Linked DNA regions of Homo sapiens: region 2 is linked to region 1. A link is a contact called in ENCODE Hi-C or POLR2A ChIA-PET data. All regions are on one chromosome and are shown on one strand. The core of a region is the stretch at or near the end of the contact, and the rest is flanking DNA. Distances in the headings are between cores, read along the strand shown. Region 1 overlaps SCAPER (S-phase cyclin A associated protein in the ER). Region 2 overlaps PEAK1 (pseudopodium enriched atypical kinase 1).

Region 1 (6,637 bases), core at 1,581-4,080:
TGATTTTTCTTTAGCAATGTGTTTTCATTTCTTGCTTTTTATTTTTTTTTTTATGAATCTTTTGTGTGGTTTTTGGTTTGAGTTTACCACGAAGCTTGCAATTGATATTTTATAACCCATTATTTTAAACTGATGACAACTTAACACTACTTGCATAAAAAAACTAAATAACAAACAAGCAAAGAAAAAACTAATAAAAACTTTACATTTTAACTTCATCCCTCTGCTTTTTCACTTTTTGTTGTTTCTATTCATATCTTCTTGTACTATGTCTTAAAACATTGTTGTTGTAGTTACTATTTTTTTTTTTTTTTTTTTTTTTTGAGACAGAGTCTCGCTCTGTCACCCAGGCTGGAGTGCAGTGGCACCATCTCAGCTCACTGCAAGCTCCGCCTCCCAGGTTCATGCCATTCTCCTGCCTCAGCCTCCTGAGTAGCTGGGATTACAGGCACCCGCCACCATGCCCAGCTAATTTTTTGTATTTTTAGTCAAGGCAGGGTTTCACCGTGTTAGCCAGGATTGTCTCGATCTCCTGTCCTTGTGATCTGCCCGCCTCAGCCTCCCAAAGATTATTTTAAATTATTTTTATCTCTTCGCTAAATGTATCTGATAGAATTCTGAATTCCTTCTCTGTGTTATCTTGAATTTGAGTTTCATCAAAACAACTATTTCGAATTCTCTGCCTGAAAGAGTCACTTATCTCTGTTTCTCCAGGATTGGTCCCTGGTGTCTTATTTAGTTCATTAGGTGAGGTCATATTGGGTGTTTGTAGGTGTCTAGGGATTGAAGAGTTAGGTATTTATTGTAGTCTTCATGGTGTAGGCTTGTTTGTACCCATCCTTCTTGGGAATGTTTTCCAGGTATCCAAAGGGACTTGGGTGTTGAAACCTAAGCTATTGGCCACTGCAGTTATATCTGCATTTGGGGGAACCCCAAGCCCAGTAACACTATGGCTCTTATAGACTCGTAGAGGTACTGCCTTGGTGGTCTTGGATAAGATCCAGAAGAATTTGCTGGACAACCAGGCAGAAATTCTTGTTCTCTTCCCTTATTTTCTCCCAAACAAATGGAGTCTCTCTCTCTCTGTGCTGAGCTGCTTGCAGCTGGATGAGGGTTGACACAAGCACCCCTGTAGCCCCCACCACTGGGCCTGTGCTAGGTCAGACCTGAAGCACAGATTACTGTGTCTCGCCCAAGGCGCACAGTAACCACTGCCTGGCTACCACCTTTGTTTGCTCAAGTCCCCCTAGGGCTCAGCAATCAGCAGGTAGCAAAACCCGCCAGGCTTATGTATTTCCGTTCAGTGCAGCAAGTTCTGCCTGGCCCGAGCAGGTCCAGATATGCCATCCAGGAGCCAGGGCCTAGAGTCAGAAACCTTAGGAATCAACCTGGTGCTGTGTTCTACTGTGGTTGAGCTGACACCCAAACCACAAGACAAAGTCCTTACCACTCTTCCCTCCCCTTTCTATAGTCATAGGAGTCTCTTCCTGTGGCCACCACCACCCCAGGCCTATGGTGAGTACTGCCTGGCTACTGTCAGTGTTCACTCAAGGCCCAAGGGCTCTTCATTCAGTTTGTGGTGTATGCTGCCTGGCCTGGGCCTTCCATTCAGGACAGTGGCTTCCCTGTGGCCCAGTTCAGGTGCAGAAATACCATCCAAGAGCCAAGGCCTGGAATCAGGGACCTCAAGAACCCTCTTGTTGCTCTGCCCTACTGTGGTCAAGCTGATACCTAAGCTGCAAAACAAAGTTCCCGTACTCTTCCCTCCCCTTTTCTCAAGCAGAAGGAGTCTCTCCCCGTAGCCACCACAGCTGGGAATGGGCTGTATCCCATCTGAAGCCATCATGTCTCTGAGTCTCACTCAAGGCCCTTGGCGAGTGCTTCCTGGCTACCACTGCTAACTCGTGAGGGCCCAAGGAGTCTTTTGTCAGCAGATGACAAATCCTTCCAGGACTGGGTCTTTCCCTTTAAGGTAGCCCATTCCCTTTTTGCCCAGGATATGTCTAAAAATACCATCCAGGAGCTAGGGCCTGGAATGGGAGCCTCAGGATTCTGCCCAGTTATTCCGTCCTACTATGGCTGAGCTGGTTTCCAAGTTGCAAGACAAAGTCCTCTTTTTTTCTCCTTCTTCTTCTTCTTTTTGAAACAGGGTATTGCTTTTTCACCCAGGCTAGAGCGCAGTGGCATGATCATAGCTCACTGCAGCCTTGATCTTTGAGACTCAATTGATCCTGCCTCCTCAGCCTCCTGAGTAGGTGGGACTACAAGTGTGTGCCACCACACCCAGCTAATTTTTGTATTTTTTGCTAGAGACGGGCTTTCACCATGTTGCCCAGGCTGGTCTTGAACTTCTGGGCCCAAGCAATCCGCTTGCCTCAGCCTCCCAAAGCACTGGGATTATAGGTATGAGCCACTGTGCCTGGCACAGAGTCCTCTTTAGTCTTCCCTCCCCTCTCCTCAAGCATAGGGACGGAGTCTGTACCAGAGTTGTGAGCTGCCTGGGGTTGAGAGAGGGGTGGTGCAAACACTCCCTTGGCTGCCCTGGCTGGTCTCATAGGTCACATTCTTCCCAAGTTCACTGGCTCCGAGCCCAGCACAACACCAGGACTTGCCCAGGAATTGCAGTTCTTGTGGCTTAAACCTCCTTTCAAGTTTATTTAGGTCCCCAGAACACTTTAACCTGCAACTCAGGTTCCGAGTGCTAGGATGGGCGATTCCCCGCTTTCTAAGGTTGGTATAAATGCTCTCTCTGTGGGGGCCAGCTGAATTGTGTCCTGTTGCTTTCCACTGTAACAGGCTAGCACTGATTTCCAAGGCAAAGTCTCACTGCCACTGTGCTTCCTGTCTCCCAAGTGCATAGACTCTCTGTCTGCACCACAGGGTGGCTGCCAGGGTAGGAGGGAGGGGTGGCATCAGCATTTCAAGACTGTCTTTCCTGTCTCTTCAGTGCCTTTTTCAGTGATACGAAGTTAAAATCAGGTACTGTGGTGATTCACACAACTTTCGGTTCTTATTAAGGTACTTTTTTATGTGGATAGTTGTTCAATTTGGTGTTCCTGTATGGAGGACATCTGTGAAGGCTTCTATTTGGCTATCTTGCTCTGCATCAGTTTTTGCGTTTTTCAAATAGGGATAATACTTATTGACAGTGTTGTTGAGAGGATTAAATAAGATCATGTACATGAAAGTATTTTGTAACCTATGAAGTTATTGGGTTTTTTTCTTTTTAGAGATGAAGGTCTCACTCTGTTGCCCGGGCTGAAGCGCAGTGTTGTAAGCTCACTGCAGTCTGGAACTCTGGAGCTTAAGCAGTCCTCGCACCTCAACCTCCTGAGTAGCTAGGACTACAGGTGCACGCCACCATTGCCAGCTAATAGTTTCTTATTTTTTGTAGAAACTGGGTCTTGCCTTGTTACCCAGGCTGATCTCAGATTCCTGGCTTCAAGTGAACCTCCTGCCTTGCCCTCCCAAAGTGCTGGGATTACAAGCATGAACCACCATCCTTGGTCTGGATATTGTTAAAATTAATGTAAAGAAGAAGTTTTCTCTGTAGGACATGAATTTATTAAATATCTAATGAGTGTACTTATGTAAAAGTAGCATGTTACATGATAAGGATAAAGCAGTGAGCAGATAGACGAGCACCTCGCTCATGAAGTTAATACTCTGCTTCTGCACTGTTCAATACAATAGCTTCTAGCCACCATGTTGGACAGTAAAAACACAGAATATTTCTATCACTTCAGGAAATTCCCTTGTAAAGCTTTGCATAGGAGAAGCACACATTAAACAGTTAGTTCAGTAAGTATTTTTAATTCTCTTATGATGAGTGCTTTGAAGAAATAGTCAAATCAGAGAAAGTAATGTTTGTGCTAAGAGCTGAGGGATAAATAGTAATGTTCTAGGTAATGTGGGAGTGGAGGAAGCATTTCAGAAGGAAAAGATGAAGAACATTGCAGAAAGACCTGAGACAGGAAGAAGAGAGAGCTTGAGATCCAGAAAGAACTCATGCATACATCCTGTGTGGTGAAATTAGTCCTGTCTGGAAGGAATGACTGTAATAAGAGGAACAGAGAAGAAGATGAGTGAAATGCAGATAAGCTTGTAGATTTTATGGCCGAAAGTGAAAATTTTCTTGTTCCAATAACTTCTGTTTTCTCTTTGAAATGTAGGATCATCTTATGAAAGCAAAAGAGAGAAAGGAAAGGGTGGACTTTTGAAGAGAGTGGGGAATGTATGAAGCAAACCTTTGTGGATAGTGGGAGAATGAACACCCTAGGGAGATTTAATAAGATCTTGAATCAGTAGTCCTACCAGTATTTTGCATGGTCTGACTCCCCCCACACCCCCACCCCTGCCAGGTTCAGAAATGGAAAAGTCTGCCAGTTGTTTTCATTAATCCAGCTAAAGAAATTAATGCATGCAAGACATTGAGAATGGTGCCTAGCCCATAGTAAGAGCTAAACAAACATTATTACCACGGCTGGGGTTTGTCTAAGAAGAGTAAAAAACAGAACAACAGAGAGGAAATGTAGGACATTTGCAAGAAAATGATTATAATGATGTACTGTGGAATCTACCACAGATAAAAATTTAAGGCAACGGGGATGATATATAGGGGAAAAGTGGGGAGATCTGGTGAGCATCTATTAGTGGATTCTCAAGTAAATAAGTGGAAAGCAGAGGAGGGTTGCTCCAAGAGTGAGGTACCAGGTAGGGGCCACAAAGAAGTAATGCACACAGTGATCTGAATGAAGACTCTTACAGTCTAGGTATAATGTGGTATTTCTTGGTGAAAACTAAATAAATGTTCTGTCGTCTAAGTAAATGATATGAGCAGTAGCAGACTATCCCCAAACTGCCTGTAAACAAACATTTGGAAGTTCAACATTCTGAGAGTTTATAAAGCTAATAATATTCGAAGATTTAAATCAAAATATAAAAACCTGCTCAGGTTCTTATACTCATTTTCTCTGCTCTCATCCTCTGGCCTTCTCCCCCTTCCTAATTCTGTTCTAATTTAAGAATCATACAGAAACTAAAGGCATCAATTGCTCTAGCTAATCCTGTAGATTGATAATACTATCCTCTAGTTCTGTTTTGTGCCATGAAGAATGAATTGGTGGTCATGAATATAAAATAACACTAGCTTTATTGGTTGTCTGGTTTTTTCTCCCCTCAGATGCTCTGTGAAGCATTTTCAAATCCAATACTGAAAGTAACTTGTGTTTCAAAGTGTTTTGGGAAATGAAGATTATAGTCTGTTTCATTAATGTCATTCTTTCCTTTCATTTGGTATTAAAGGCTTCAGCGATTAGCCAAAGATCTTCTAAAACAAGTACAAGTTCAAGACAGTGGCTCATGGGCAAACAATAAAGTGTCTGCTTTGGATCGGACCCTAGGAGAGATCACTAGAATACTGGAAAAAGAGGTGTGTAACTAATATCTGGCTTTTGAACCTTAATCTTTGTGATCCTTTCTCACTATGACAGTACATAGAGCTATAAGGCAGACTCAGTATATACCTTTCTTCTGTGTTTTTTAAAGCTAGTCAATAATAGATGAATTTTTTTTTTTACTTTTGTTCTTTTCAGTTGTTTAATTGAAGCTATTTTCAGGTTTTTTTTTAATTGAAGTCCTCTTTAGGTCATGGTTTCCTCAGTCATGTTTTCCTCACACAAATAAACTGAAATTATTTTGTCAGGAATCACAATAATAAAGATGTATGACTTTATGGCAGAAAATAGAAAACTTTGAATTATAAAGCCTCATAAATCACAACCAGATTTCTACAAAACACCAATATCCCCTGATTCCAACAGATTTGGCAGTTTTCTTTAATGACTTAGAATCATTAAATATCTCAATTATAGTTTAAATATCCTCAGTGATTTTTAAAGTATTTATTATTCACTATAGGAAAATGTTAAACGTACAAAGAAGAAATAAAACTTCCTGTAATAGCAACTGATAACATTTTATTGTATCTTCTTCCAAACATTTTATTGGACTTTTTTACATTATTTTATCATAAATACTTTATCATGTCTTTAAAAATCTTTAATGGAATGAACATATCACATTTTACATAATGTATAATATTTAGGTGGTTTCTAATTTTCTATTTAAAGTAATGGCTATTTTCATTTATTAGCTGTAGTTTTTGGGTTTTTGTTTTGTTTTGTTTTCTGGGTTTAAAGGTTGTAATGTAATATTTGATATGTACAAAAGAAATATTAATAAAAAATAATATGAATACAGTGAACAGCTATGAACTCACCACCCAATTTAGAGTAAGATTGTTACCACTACATTTGTGTTTCCCAATATGATCCTTTCTTACCACATTCATGATTCCTTTAAAGGGAATACTGTACAGAATTAAAGGTGTATCATTGTTTTTTAGAAATAGCTTTATTGCTTTATCACATAAATGTTTTGTTAAATAATGTTACTTGGCTTTGACCTTTATAAAATATTGCACAATAGACCTCTACAATTATTTTTTCAGTCAAAGTTATGGTTCTAAGTTTTATTTAGCCTTATAAATATAGCTGTTTGTCACTGCTTTTCTCTGCTGTAGAGTAAGTCCTTCATTGTGTTAATACAATTTTTAAATCTATTCTGACAGTGGACA
Region 2 (6,637 bases), core at 1,064-3,563, 600 kb before region 1:
TTTAGCTCTCAGTCTTTTAATTTAAGGAAAAGTTTAGGAATGGAGTCAGTTTTTTCAAGTCACTAATAATGGTAAGTCTCATAGTGCCTTTTTCATTCAGATTTTTTGTCTTCTTTTCCCCTCCACAGATTGATCATTCTTAGAAGAGCTGCTGTAACACATAGGGGAAGTGAAAACTAACAGATGAAAGTTTTGTCATGCACTGAAAGAAAAGCATTGTCTGTGAAGTTCTATTTTTAAAAATGTCTGCTTGTAACACCTTTACTGAACATGTTTGGAAACCTGGTGAATGCAAGAATTGCTTTAAACCTAAAAGTTTGCACCAGCTTCCCCCAGACCCTGAGAAGGCACCCATCACCCATGGCAATGTGAAAACTAATGCCAATCACAGTAACAACCACCGCATCAGGAACACGGGCAATTTCCGGCCTCCTGTGGCTAAAAAACCCACTATAGCTGTGAAGCCCACTATGATAGTGGCAGATGGGCAAAGTATATGTGGTGAGCTTAGCATCCAAGAACACTGTGAGAACAAACCTGTCATCATAGGGTGGAACCGAAACAGAGCTGCCTTGAGTCAGAAACCACTTAACAATAATAATGAAGATGATGAAGGAATTAGCCATGTTCCTAAGCCTTATGGCAATAATGATAGTGCAAAGAAGATGTCAGATAACAATAATGGACTAACTGAAGTGTTAAAGGAGATAGCAGGCTTGGATACTGCCCCTCAGATAAGAGGAAATGAAACAAACTCCAGAGAAACATTCTTGGGAAGAATAAATGATTGCTATAAACGATCATTGGAAAGAAAGCTTCCACCAAGTTGCATGATAGGTGGGATAAAGGAAACTCAGGGCAAGCATGTTATTCTGAGTGGGAGCACAGAAGTGATTAGTAATGAAGGGGGCCGGTTCTGTTACCCAGAGTTTTCCAGTGGCGAGGAGAGTGAAGAGGATGTACTTTTCAGTAACATGGAGGAGGAGCACGAGAGTTGGGATGAGAGTGATGAAGAGCTGTTGGCCATGGAGATTCGCATGAGAGGGCAACCTCGCTTTGCCAACTTCAGAGCAAACACATTGTCTCCTGTTCGATTCTTTGTGGACAAAAAATGGAATACCATCCCCCTGCGAAACAAGTCTCTGCAGAGAATCTGTGCTGTGGACTATGATGACAGCTATGATGAAATCCTGAATGGTTATGAGGAAAATTCTGTGGTCTCTTATGGACAAGGAAGCATTCAGAGCATGGTGTCATCTGACTCCACATCACCAGATTCTTCTTTAACAGAAGAATCACGTTCTGAGACAGCCAGTAGTTTATCCCAGAAGATTTGTAATGGGGGATTATCTCCTGGTAACCCAGGAGATTCTAAGGACATGAAGGAAATTGAGCCCAATTATGAAAGTCCCTCTAGTAATAATCAGGATAAAGATTCATCACAGGCTTCCAAAAGCTCAATAAAAGTTCCAGAGACCCACAAAGCAGTCCTTGCTCTCCGATTAGAAGAGAAAGATGGCAAGATTGCTGTACAAACTGAGAAGGAAGAAAGTAAAGCCTCTACAGATGTTGCTGGGCAAGCAGTAACCATAAACCTTGTCCCCACAGAAGAGCAAGCAAAACCTTACCGAGTTGTGAACCTGGAACAGCCATTGTGCAAGCCATATACTGTCGTGGATGTGTCAGCAGCCATGGCCAGTGAGCACCTCGAGGGCCCTGTTAACAGCCCCAAGACAAAAAGCTCATCCTCTACTCCAAACTCTCCAGTTACATCATCTTCATTGACACCAGGACAAATAAGTGCCCATTTCCAAAAATCCAGTGCAATTCGATACCAAGAAGTATGGACTTCTAGCACCAGTCCACGACAAAAGATACCTAAAGTAGAACTAATTACTAGTGGAACTGGACCAAATGTTCCTCCAAGGAAAAACTGTCACAAATCAGCACCTACATCACCCACAGCTACAAACATTTCCTCCAAAACCATCCCTGTTAAGTCACCTAATTTGTCTGAAATTAAATTTAATAGTTATAACAATGCTGGTATGCCACCTTTTCCAATTATCATTCATGACGAGCCAACTTATGCTCGGAGTTCCAAAAATGCTATCAAAGTTCCCATTGTTATCAATCCAAATGCATATGACAATCTAGCTATCTACAAAAGTTTTCTGGGAACAAGTGGAGAACTCTCAGTGAAGGAAAAAACCACAAGTGTAATAAGCCATACTTATGAAGAAATAGAAACAGAAAGCAAAGTGCCTGATAACACCACTAGCAAAACCACTGACTGTCTTCAAACTAAAGGGTTTTCAAACAGCACAGAGCATAAAAGGGGCTCAGTGGCTCAGAAGGTTCAAGAGTTTAACAACTGTCTCAACAGAGGTCAGTCTTCACCACAGAGAAGCTATAGTTCCAGCCACAGCTCCCCAGCAAAGATCCAGAGAGCCACTCAAGAGCCTGTGGCCAAAATAGAAGGCACTCAGGAGTCTCAGATGGTGGGCAGCAGCAGCACCAGAGAGAAAGCAAGCACAGTGCTTTCTCAGATTGTGGCTTCAATCCAACCCCCACAGTCTCCTCCAGAAACACCTCAATCTGGCCCTAAAGCTTGCAGTGTGGAAGAGCTTTATGCCATTCCTCCAGATGCTGATGTTGCTAAGAGCACACCTAAGAGTACGCCAGTCCGGCCCAAATCTCTCTTTACATCTCAGCCTAGTGGTGAGGCTGAAGCACCTCAGACCACAGACAGTCCTACCACCAAAGTACAGAAAGACCCATCCATAAAGCCAGTCACCCCCTCTCCCTCCAAATTAGTGACTAGCCCCCAAAGTGAGCCACCAGCTCCCTTTCCCCCGCCACGCTCTACTTCTTCTCCTTACCATGCAGGTAACCTTTTGCAGAGGCATTTCACCAACTGGACCAAGCCAACCAGCCCTACCAGGTCAACAGAAGCTGAATCAGTTTTGCACTCTGAAGGCAGCAGGCGGGCAGCTGATGCAAAACCTAAGCGCTGGATATCATTTAAAAGCTTCTTCCGCCGTCGGAAAACAGATGAGGAGGATGACAAAGAGAAAGAGCGAGAGAAAGGGAAACTGGTGGGCCTGGATGGCACAGTCATTCACATGCTGCCTCCTCCTCCAGTTCAGCGCCATCACTGGTTCACAGAGGCGAAAGGAGAGTCCAGTGAGAAACCAGCCATTGTCTTCATGTACAGGTGCGACCCTGCTCAAGGCCAGCTCAGTGTGGATCAGAGCAAGGCTAGGACAGACCAGGCAGCAGTCATGGAGAAGGGTAGAGCAGAGAATGCATTACTACAGGACTCAGAGAAGAAGAGGAGTCATTCTTCTCCATCACAGATTCCTAAAAAGATTCTCAGGTATGTAAAATAGACTGGAAGAATATGGGAATTTTTTAACACATTTTCAGGTGCTAAGTTTTTTATATCTTTTAAGATTGCATAAGAACCATTTCTGTTTGTAAGTAGCACTCTGTGGCCATCATCTATCTTTATAACTGCATTCCAAGATTAGAATAGTATTAAAGTGATCTTACTGCACTGAACAAGGTTTATAGCCCTGGATCTTTGGCTTAAGTAGCCTACTGCATTCTGGTGAATGCAGAGGAACTTTAGCATAGAAAAGCAAATCCATAACACCTTAATAGCAATAAATAATGTGTTGTTTTGGAATGTGATGGTAGTGTGAGGAAGAAACAGGATCAAATGAATAAATGGTGGTACTGTTCTTTCCCTCACTGTAAATGAAATAAAGCTCTTCCAGCAATTCTTTTTGTTTTTTATGAAGGTGTTATCTCTATATGCATTACTTATTTTAAGGGAATATTTGTTTTTTTATTGCTGTCTCTTTCTGTCCTCCTTCCAAGTGTTGTGGAAAAAAATGGAGGGTGGTAAGCAAGCAATTTATAGTTATTTAGCATGTGGGTGAAATAGGAGAAGTTGAGTATTGAGACTGAGACCCAGTAGTATAATATTCAGTTCAGCTAGACAGATTGCATACCCAAATCAGTTCTCTAGGCATTCATTTTCTTGAATACCTTAATAACTATTTATTGATCACCTATTCTGTGCAAGGTATATAATAAATATTTATCTCAAATCCTTATAAATTTGCTATATTCTTCAGATGAGGAAACTGAAAACCCGGGAAGTTAAGAATTGAACAGAGTCACAAAGCTAGTGCTTTTCAGAGCTGGAATTCAAACCTCGATCTCTCATTCTAAAGCATGTATCCTCCTTATAATTTTGCATTCTTAAACACAAGATCAATAAAAATTGTTATATTCTCACTTGTAATCATTCACATAAATACATATGTTTAGGAAGCCTAAGTTTTTCTTTCTTATTTATATTGTAAACAAAATGAATTAACTGCCAGTAAAAACAAGGAACTTTTATCCCAAGTTTGTGACTAATAGGATGATTTCCCTATGCTTCCTGTCCTTTTTATTCTTAAAGATATGCCCTGAGTACTCCATTCATCTGATTCTGAGTCCTTCTCCCTCCTTACTTAAAGTAAGAAGTAAAGAAAGAAGGGCCTGCCCTTCTTTCTTACAAACATAGCAAATTCTGATGGATGGGGCAGATTTACCCGTTTTTCTTTATAAAAGTATAATAAAAAATGAAGTGAACACTTAATGCTTTTACTTTTCCTAGCAAAATGCTAGGAAGTTTTATACACATTCTTTACTAAAATGAGCTTTTTACATACCTCCAAATTGTTGTCAAAATGCTAACAAGTCTCTGTTTTCCTTAAATCCATGTAGTAACAAAGCAACTAGGATGGTAGTCCTAGAAAGAACAGTCTTGTCATTGGTAGTTGAATGTTATATTCCATGGTAAGGTATTCAATGACAGAATGTACTCCAGTAGTAATAAAATACATGTATTTCAGGGCCGGGTGTGGTGGCTCACACCTGAAATCCCAGCACTTTGGGAGGCCAAGGCGGGCAGATCACCTGAGATCAGGAGTTCGAGACCAGCCTTGCCAACATGGTGAAACCCCATGTCTACTAAAAATACAAAATGAGCTGGGTGTGGTGGCAGGTGCCTGTAATCCTAGCTACTTGGGAGGCTCAGGCAAGAGAATCACTTGAACCGGGAGGTGGAGGTTGCACTGAGCCAAGATCACACCATTGCACTCCAGCCTGGGCAAAAAGAGTGAAACTCCATCTCAAAAAAAAACATGTATTTCAGGTGCCTGATTTATTTAGAAAAGAGGCAGCTTAAACAGCAAATGGTTGGAGTTACATAGGAGGGAATGGTAGACAGTTCTTACATGGTGTCATTCCTGATTAAGTACCACTGTAGTGTATCTATCCACATCTTAGAAGGCATAGTCAAGAAATGTTCGGCTTCTTTCTGTGGAAAGAGACTCTCTCCTTTGGCTGCATGCCACGGTATATAGGCTTGAGGGCAGCCCAGGCCCTGGGCTTGGCAGACCTCTTACTATACAGCTTTTATTTTCACAATTAGGTTATACATAGGCCAGTCAGGTCTTCCAAAATGTATCCGTTTTTTGAAGTTAACATCCATGAATCCAAATAGCACAGTTCATTTGCCCATTGGTTCTTAAATTTAACCATGTTCCAGAATCATCTAGAGAGCTGTTAAGACACAGATTGCTGATCCCCACCCCTGGAGTTTTTTATTCAGTAGGTCTGGGGTGGGTCCTGATAATTTGCACTTCTAATAAGTTCCTGGGTGATACTGATGCTGCTGGTCCTTGGGTCACACTTAGAACTGCTGGTCTCACCACCATTATAAAGATACATGCTATAGTCTGAGTAAAGCAGTGATTGAGATATTAAACTTTTCTTTTTTTTTTGAAAAATGTAAAACTTTATTTGTTAGCATTTTTCTTTTTTTTTTTCTTTTCTTTTTTTTTTCTTCTTATTATTATACTTTAAGTTTTAGGGTACATGTGCACAATGTGCAGGTTAGTTACATATGTATACATGTGCCATGCTGGTGTGCTGCACCCATTAACTCGTCATTTAGCATTAGGTATATCTCCTAATGCTATCCCTCCCCTCTCCCCCCACCCCACAACAGTCCACAGAGTGTGATGTTCCCCTTCCTGTGTCCATGTGTTCTCATTGTTCAATTCCCATCTATGAGTAGAACATGCAGTGTTTGGTTTTTTGTCCTTGCGATAGTTTACTGAGAATGATGATTTCCAATTTCATCCATGTCCCTACAAAGGACATGAACTCATCATTTTTTATGGCTGCATAGTATTCTGTGGTGTATATGTGCCACATTTTCTTAATCCAGTCTATCGTTGTTGGACATTTGGGTTGGTTCCAAGTCTTTGCTATTGTGAATAATGCCGCAATAAACATACGTGTGCATGTGTCTTTATAGCAGCATGATTTATAATCCTTTGGGTATATACCCAGTAATGGGATGGCTGGGTTAAATGGTATTTCTAGTTCTAGATGCCTGAGGAATCACCACACTGACTTCCACAATGGTTGAACTAGTTTACAGTCCCACCAACAGTGTAAAAGTGTTCCTGTTTCTCCACATCCTCTCCAGCACCTGTTGTTTCCTGACTTTTTAATGATCACCATTCTAACTGGTGTGAGATGGTATCTCATTGTGGTTTTGATTTGC

The links. Hi-C counts contacts between places; a loop is a spot of excess contacts on that map. ChIA-PET counts read pairs that join two places held with the same protein, here RNA polymerase II (POLR2A). Pooled maps may share reads with other maps.
Region 2: a loop to region 1 is called in a map with no recorded cell type, with 15 times the contacts of the local background. The contact joins two enhancer-like sites. A Hi-C loop is called at or near these places in 2 of 37 single-sample maps with no recorded cell type and 3 of 50 pooled maps. POLR2A ChIA-PET finds 5 or more read pairs at or near these places in 1 of 52 experiments (OCI-LY7).

What each region holds. Positions count from the first base shown.
Region 1 is chr15:76,572,952-76,579,588 of GRCh38, reverse strand. It overlaps SCAPER (S-phase cyclin A associated protein in the ER), which reads left to right. Exons shown (of 32, transcript NM_020843.4): 23 at 5,305-5,431. Among named protein-coding and RNA genes, the nearest start is that of MIR3713, 10 kb to the left of the region's middle. RefSeq lists enhancers at 3,905-3,954, 3,965-4,014. Within about 2 kb of position 2,830, at least 7 of the 41 ENCODE cell types and tissues checked have a DNase peak (open chromatin) inside an H3K27ac peak, as active enhancers do.
Region 2 is chr15:77,175,532-77,182,168 of GRCh38, reverse strand. It overlaps PEAK1 (pseudopodium enriched atypical kinase 1), which reads left to right. Exons shown (of 10, transcript NM_001385026.1): 7 at 129-3,379. The coding sequence starts at 243. Among named protein-coding and RNA genes, the nearest start is that of LINC00597, 47 kb to the left of the region's middle. RefSeq lists enhancers at 244-333, 2,175-2,314. Within about 2 kb of position 2,313, at least 4 of the 41 ENCODE cell types and tissues checked have a DNase peak (open chromatin) inside an H3K27ac peak, as active enhancers do.